Linked DNA regions of Homo sapiens: all the other regions are linked to region 1. A link is a loop called in an ENCODE intact Hi-C map of the cell type or tissue named here. Cell type or tissue: PC-9. All regions are shown on one strand.

Region 1 (2,500 bases):
TCCTGAAGTCCTTCAGCTCACAAGCTCCAACAGAAGAATCTTTCTTTAAAAAGAAAGATCCTGGGTGTGGTGGCTCTACTAAAAGTACAAAATTAGCCAGGCATGGTGGCGCACGCCCGTAATCCCAGCTACTCGGGAGGTTGAGACAGGAGAATCGCTTGAACCCGGGAAGCGGTGAGCCGAGATTGCGCCGTTGCACTCCAGCCTGGGCAACAAGAGCAAAACTCCGTCTCCAAAAAAAGAAAGAGAAGAAGAAATATAAATATATGAGCTCACTGAAGGATATCTCATTCAATCTTCAACTCCTAGAGCACATCAGAAGTTCTGTCACATATATTTTACTTTTTCATTCAATAATAATGTAATAAAAACTTGAGTTTTTAATAATAAAATTAATAGACTACTTCTAAAGACTTATTTTACAGAAGGAAAAACAAAGGCCTTGTAACCTTTAAAAACAACAAAAAGAAAAAAACGGTGGAGAGGAAGCTGGACTAACTTCCAGCTCCCACTCGGACGTGCAGAAACAGCATGTGGAGACTCACACCGTGAACTTTTGCTCCAAGAACTACTCCAGAAACATATCAGGAAAACCAAAAGAATTCACAGACCCTTTGAAAGCAGCAGCTTGCCATTGCAGACTCCATGAGACAGCAGAAAAACCGTTAAGTGCCCAAAGTGTGAGAGGGGGAGTCTGCCTCTGAACATGCATCCTCACTGGGGAACCTGAAAATCCAGGAAACAGTAGGATTTAACCTTACCTAGAGCTGAAGAGAGCTGAGCGAAAATTAAAAGTAGAAGCAACAGCAGGAAGAGCCCTATAAGCACTCCTGGTCCCCAGGGAAGCCATTTCTGACTTTATCTCACAGGGGTCCTTCGGGAGGGTTGCCACTGGAATTAGGGAAGGACCACAGGTAGAAGGAAAGTTCCAGATGAACTTTGTGATAATTTCAATTGAGCATGAATTTTCCTGGGAGGAATGGAGGAAGGGGTGGGAGAGGTTCAAACAGGAAGTGCAGATATGAACACAGAAGATGCAGCATGCAGGGAGCCTGAAAGCCATGCTTGCTTTCTCAGTGGGAGGCTTATAGCCTGGGGCAAATTCCCAGTGCTGAGAACCACACCCCCATACCCCACAGTGGCCACAGCAAGCCCTGCCCAAGGACAATCTGAGTCAGACAAGCCTCACCCTTCCCCAACCTGGTGATCCTTCTCTACACACTGCCGCCTTCCACCACCCACACCAACCCACCCCACAGCCAAAAACAAAGGACATAATCTCTTGGGAGCTCTATGTCCCCACCCATCAGCTGAGAAAACCAAATACTTATCCAGGTGATCTTAGGGCAAGCTTGTATCCCCCATACTGCTGCAGCTGATGCTCTCTTGAAAGCTCTACCTCCTGGCTAGAAGCCAACAAACTCAAGCCATTATAGCAACTCATAAAAGAACAACCACACTCTAAGAAAAAAGAAAACAGCTATTTCCACTGCCTGTAGCATCCTGGCTAACCAGAGGTCCTGAGTCTGTCCATGTAACAACTGTACTACTAGTACCCAGTATTCAAGAAAACCAACTCACTAAACAAAACTACAAAGAGTCCACTTCACTCCCATGCTACCTCCACTGGAGCAGGTGCTGGTATCTACAGCTGAGAGACTCAAACACAGATCACATCTGTGTTTGACTCTTTGCAGACACTCCCCAGTACTAGCCCAGAGCCCAGTAGCTCTGCTGGGTGGCTAGACCCAGAAGAGCAGTAACAATCACTGCAGTCTGGCTCTCCGGAAGCCCAATCCCTAGAGGAAGGGGGAGTGCACCACATCAAAGGATCACCCCATGGGACAAAAGGATCTGAACAGCAGCCTTTGAGCCCCAGATCTTTCCTCTGACGTAGTCTACCCAAACGAGAAAGAACCAGAAAAACAATTCTGGTAGTATGACAAAGCAAGGTTCTTTAACATCTCCAAAAGACCACACTAGCTCACCAGCAATGGATCCAAACCAAGAAGAAATCTCTAAATTGTCAGATAAAGATTTCAGAAGGTCGATTATTATGTTACTCAAGGAGGCACCAAAGAAAAGTGAAAACCAACTTAAAGAAATTTAAAATATAATACAGTATATGGATAAAAATATCCAGAGAAATAGATACCATAAAGAAAAAACAATCACAACTTCTGGAAATGAAAGACACACTTAGGAAATGCAAAATACACTGGAAAGTTACAACAGAATCGAACAAGTAGAAAAAAGAACTTCATAGCTCAAAGACAAGGCTTTCAAACTGACCCAAACTGACAAAGACAAAAAAGAATTTAAAAAAAGGAACAAAGCCTCCAAGAAGTTTGGGATTACGTTAAATGACATAACCTAAGAATAACTGGTGTCCCCGACAAAGAAGGGAAATCTAAAAGTTTAGAAAATGTATTTGAGAGACTAGTTGAGGAAAACCTCCCTGGCCTTGCTAGAGACCTAGACATCCAAATATAAGAAGCTC
Region 2 (2,500 bases), 62 kb after region 1:
AAAATTAGCTGGGTGTGGTGGTGCACACCTGTAATCCCAGCTACTCAGGAGGTTGAGGCTGGAGAATCACTTAAACCTGGGAGGCAGACGTGGCAGTGAGTTGAGATCATGCCATTGCATTCTGGCCTGGCCAACAGAGTGAGACTTTGTATGAGAAAAAAAAAAAAAAGTACACACAAAAAATGAAGAGGACTTTAGAGAGTTTCTGTTTGATTCATTTATCACAGCTAAAGAAACCCTTCAGGGTAATCTCCCTGTCAACGCCACTGAGTCTACAGAAGTTTCCCCAAAGTTAAGGGAAATTCCTTCCATTCCTGCAGCTAGCAGAGATCTTGTGACAGCTACTACACAGTGTTAGAACCCAGATATGGCAGCTGTTACCTACTCCTCAGATTTGAATTTACAAACAAGGAAATTCAGCCACCTATCTGAGGGTAGGAAATATCATTTAAAGCACATTTCTACATTCCTCATTTCCCCAAGTGACAGTACACATTGTCATCCGAAAAATAGTGTATCTTTCCATTCTTAAGTAGAATTCTTTGCACTACACTATAAGGCTCACTATTTTAACACGGTTAAAGAAAAGGCCTTTTAGCCCAAATGTAGCATATTTGCAATTCATGAAATGTTGACAAGTTGTATAAAACAGCATCATTGTAGAGATCATTTGATCGTGTAATTATAGGGGTAAATATTGGAGTGTTAAGGTTTTTATTAATGTTGATTCTGACAGGTTCAGAAACTTTGGCATAGTCATTTTGATTTTAGAAAGTAATGCACAGCTGCTCATTGGGATAATTATAATAAGTAAAAAACATGCCGAATTCTGAATTTTGTCAAAAGAGACATTTTGTCACAATCATCTTCCAAAATATGAAAAGCTACACTTGGGGCTCGGACAACTTAAATTTATGTTCCAGCTATGCCACTAGTTTGTGCGCAGTGCTGGTGAGTCATTTGGCTTCTCTAAGCCTCTGTCTCCTTGTTTAGAATAAAGTGGTTAGATGCTCTTAAATATGAAGGTGGAATAACAAGATTCTGTCTGCTTACCACTGTAGCTCCATGGTATGATGCAAAGAATGATACATGCTTGTCATTCAAAAAATATTTCCTGTACGAACTTATGGTGACTCATAATTGTACCATTTCACAATTCTATGGTAGGATTTGAAGAATTTCACATGGAGTTGTCACAATACAGGTATGCTCAAACACATACATACACACACACACTAAAAATGAGGAGATACCAAATATTCAGAGTTTTACATAACTCCTTTGTTAGAAGAGAAAAAAAAAACCTTTAGATAACTGCTGTCCTAAATCTCTTAGATTAATCTAACTTTCCACTGAAGAATCAAATTTAAGGAAATGTGACTTTTTAGAATTTTCAAAAACTAAGATTTTTTTCATTTACACATTTTATGACAAGAAAAGTCTTAGAGTTTATGTATCTCTCTCTATATTTGTACATATTAATGCAGGAGTAATCTAAGGCAATTAATTTAAAAATCAGACATATATTCCCATTTATTTTCTTGAAAGAAGACACACTTAGACATGTTTGCAGTAAAATAAATTGGTAAAGTTTCTTTTTGATTTAATCTTCTCTCTTAAAGCTCATAGGGCTGGCTAAAATTGCTCATTGTATTTCTGAATTTCCATTCCCCAACAATGCCTCATTTTATGTTTTTCTTTACACAACTTTTGGAATCCTTTTTCTTTTCACTCAGTTCTCCTCTTCCCCAGCCAAAATGTCTTTTGCTCAGATTAAACTCATTTACCAAAAGGAACGAATACATGATTATTTCCCAGAGGCAGTTTCATTTGAAAAGAAAAACATTTCCTAAATGAATCTCTAATTGGCCAAATTTCAGGTAAGGTAACAATCCCACTAGATTTCACTTCTTTCTCATGTCTCTTAAAACATATTCCTAGGTAATTGTCTAGTATGGTGGTTTTTCAAACTTTTAAAAGCCATTGAATTCTTGCCTCAAACAAAATTAGGCAGTGGCCTAGTGAGTAGAAGAGATAAGGGGCTAAAGTACTTGGCTAAATAGGGATAGGGGCCCAGGACCCTCCCCACTCACCTCTGCTTCTCTCCACCAGCCACTACTATAGAAAAACGCACCCAAGAACAACTCCAGTAAAAGGCCAGCCCTTATTTTCGCCCAAATGCACACACCTACGGTGAAAGAATGGATGATACACAAGTAGCCCATTCTCGGGCATCCAAAAGGAGCCTGTAGATGTCTGTTGCCATAATAAATCACATTCACTTTTTTTTGTTGTTGTTGTTGAGACGGAGTCTCGCTCTGTCACCCAGGCCGGAGTGCAGTGGCATGATTTCGGCTCACTGCAAGCTCCGCCTCCCGGGTTCACGCCATTCTCCTGCCTCAGCCTTCGGAATAGCTGGAACTACAGGCGCCCACCACCACGCCCGGCTAATTTTTTGTATTTTTAGTAGAGACAGGGTTTCACCGTATTAGCCAGGATG
Region 3 (2,500 bases), 160 kb after region 1:
GGTAGAGCAAACAAGCCTTGTAGCGGTTTGGGTGTGGGGTGGAGGATGCTGAGTGAAAGCCCATCTTTGTTAATGACAAAAAGACTGGATAAGAACAGCTCCAGGCATGCAGGCAGTCCAGGATACCAGTGGTTGTGTTGTTTACTGGGGAGCAGGGTCACTTTCCTTTTCTTGATAGTTGAGTCTCCAGCGAAGTAGGATACTATTCTATCTGCATGCTGAGAGATTCAGAGAAGGTGACTTAAACATGGAGCTTGGCAGTGAAGCAGGCTGACTAGAATATGGCACTTGGGTAGATTTTATGGTAAGACAGGAAAGAAGCTTTATAATAGCTGAGGTGGAACCGCAGCCCGATGGGACCTAAAGTTGTTGAGAGACAGCAACTGAGCCCACACACGCCTGGCATCTTAGCTAGCACTGAGCAAGCGCAGACAGCCAGAAACCCCCTCCAGCCTTTCACTTTGCTACCCAGCCTTTATTTGCCTCAAAGTTCCCTAATCTCCCACAGTCACTGGCCTGTAGCCACTCACCATGACCACATTCTGCTAATCTTCATGACTGAACAAGAGGCTCATGTGACTGGTTCCTGCCTCCCTTCCTTCCATAAATGTATATTTGCTGCTATGCACCAGGCATTGTGTTTCTGCTTCCCAGAAGCTTATAGTCTTATTTCTGCACTTCCTAAATAATCTGTTGATGTCATAGGGTACCTATTGCAGTGCCATTTCTTCAGCTTCCAAGTCCCTGACTCTACTCAGCCATACGTGGGCAACTCAGAGCACGACGTTACCTGTGATTTATTATTTTAAATTTAAAAACTGTAATATGAAACACAGAAAGGTCCACAAAACAGATATTTATAGTGATTAATTATAAAGTGAACAACCAGGTAGCAAGCTCCAGAAATAGAATAATATAAGCTCACCTTCCATTTCTGCTTTTCATGTATGGGGTTTACTTTAGCAAGACTGGCAGTGGAGTGCAGGGAATATAGGAAGGACATCTATCTTGCAACAATAATGCCATAGAGCTATCTTTGGTTCTTCTTCATGTTTTGGTTCATGCTGAGGCTTCTTTCTCTCTCCAGCCTCTGAGGTTCATACCTGGCATGATTCTGAGGGCTGTAGTTTCTTTCTTGAACTAGGGTCTTGCTGAACTGGCAGGAGATGAGTGCCTGAAACTCTCAGGTTAAGAATTCGTATCCCCTTTGGCTTGAGCCAAGATTGGCACCAGCTCCAGTAAAGAGGGGTTAACAGCATGTCATATGGTTAGTGTGAAGAGAAGTTTCTGTGGATTTCTTCTAAGCTGAAGCCAGGAAGCTATCCCCATGGTCAGTTCATACAACACATTAGATTCTCAGAAATCTCTCAGCCCTGCAGCAAGTTTTCTACTCACACACATTTTTCATTGTTTTAAAGGGTAAATAATGCTTTTCTGGACCGACTCCAAGGCAAAAGTCAACCAGGTGGCCTCGAGCAATCTGGAGGCTGTTGGAATATGAATAGCGGTAACAGCTGGGTGAGTTTTTTCTTTTCTCTTAAATCATCTTTCAATGTTGAAGAATAAAAACAATGAGAATTTTTAATATATGTTTTGGCCTTCTCCCCAGATATTACGTTTTTGTTGTTGTGCTGTTTGGCAGTGTGATGGGCAGTCAGCCAGGGGGATTACTGTAAATTCCACAATAGCTTCTGCTAGAGGGAGAAAGTCCTGATTTCAGCTCTGGCCAATCACAGTAAAAAATGACACCTGCCCTTTGTTCTCAGCATGATTGCCTGGACTTTAAGGGTTTTTATCATCCCTTGCCCAGACCTACAAAAAAACAAATGAACGTTTTTTTTTTTTTTTTTTCAGAAATATGGTTATAAAAATAATAAGCATTCTCTAGTAATATATTCTTTCAGTCAAACTAACACATCAAAGAAACCAGTAGTTAATTTTTCACTATGAAATGATTTTTTAGAAACCCTATAGCAAAAGGCACTTTTAAAAAATGAAATGTCCTTACCTATTTCTGTGATGAAAACCTTGCAACTGTGTTGCAATATGTGTTTAATGTATTTTGTGTGCATGATATATTATTGAACGAGCACCAAAGCTTTGGAACATATATAATTGTGAGGTTTGCAATGTGTACAAAATCAAAACTAAAGACCATAGGTCTTACAGTTTAATTGAAGCCCAAGTGTATAACTACCTTCTCTCTCTCTCACTCACTCCCTTTATATACACACATCAGATAGAAATCTGTAAATTGGTCACAATACAACAAAATAATCAAGTGCTTGCTGACCTAGAAAATCTAGAGAAGATCTTCCTTTAATAAATACTTGACAGACAAAAGATCATGTTTGAGAAGTCAATCTGTTAGAAATCTTACAGCATGTACCTTTGAAAGACATCTAGTAATCTAGTAGTTTACATTGATGAGTGGATTTTATAAATGTATACATATTTAAGATAATTGAACAGAAGCAAATTTGCAGAGAACACTGCCTGG

The links. Peaks named below come from ENCODE experiments on the same cell type or tissue, not always from the same donor. Only the 100,000 strongest peaks of a DNase experiment are listed, where the experiment ranks them.
Region 2: it touches region 1 in a loop (10-fold over the local background); 22 of 110 quality-filtered maps call a loop at or near these places.
Region 3: it touches region 1 in a loop (7-fold over the local background); 2 of 110 quality-filtered maps call a loop at or near these places.

The regions. Positions count from the first base shown.
Region 1 is chr13:43,057,124-43,059,623 of GRCh38, reverse strand. The region is part of intron 1 of DNAJC15 (DnaJ heat shock protein family (Hsp40) member C15); the gene reads right to left. Among named protein-coding and RNA genes, the nearest start is that of DNAJC15, 35 kb to the right of the region's middle. RefSeq lists an enhancer at 928-1,447. In PC-9, no CTCF peak of the experiment used is centred here; a DNase peak (open chromatin) is centred at 1,113; H3K4me3 peaks cover 346 bases; H3K27ac peaks cover 2,037 bases.
Region 2 is chr13:42,995,338-42,997,837 of GRCh38, reverse strand. No RefSeq gene overlaps it. Among named protein-coding and RNA genes, the nearest start is that of EPSTI1, 4.3 kb to the right of the region's middle. RefSeq lists an enhancer at 176-265. In PC-9, no CTCF peak of the experiment used is centred here; a DNase peak (open chromatin) is centred at 1,157; H3K27ac peaks cover 2,064 bases.
Region 3 is chr13:42,894,027-42,896,526 of GRCh38, reverse strand. EPSTI1 (epithelial stromal interaction 1) reads left to right here. Exons shown (of 11, transcript NM_033255.5): 10 at 1,419-1,518. Among named protein-coding and RNA genes, the nearest start is that of LINC00428, 23 kb to the right of the region's middle. In PC-9, no CTCF peak of the experiment used is centred here; no DNase peak of the experiment used is centred here.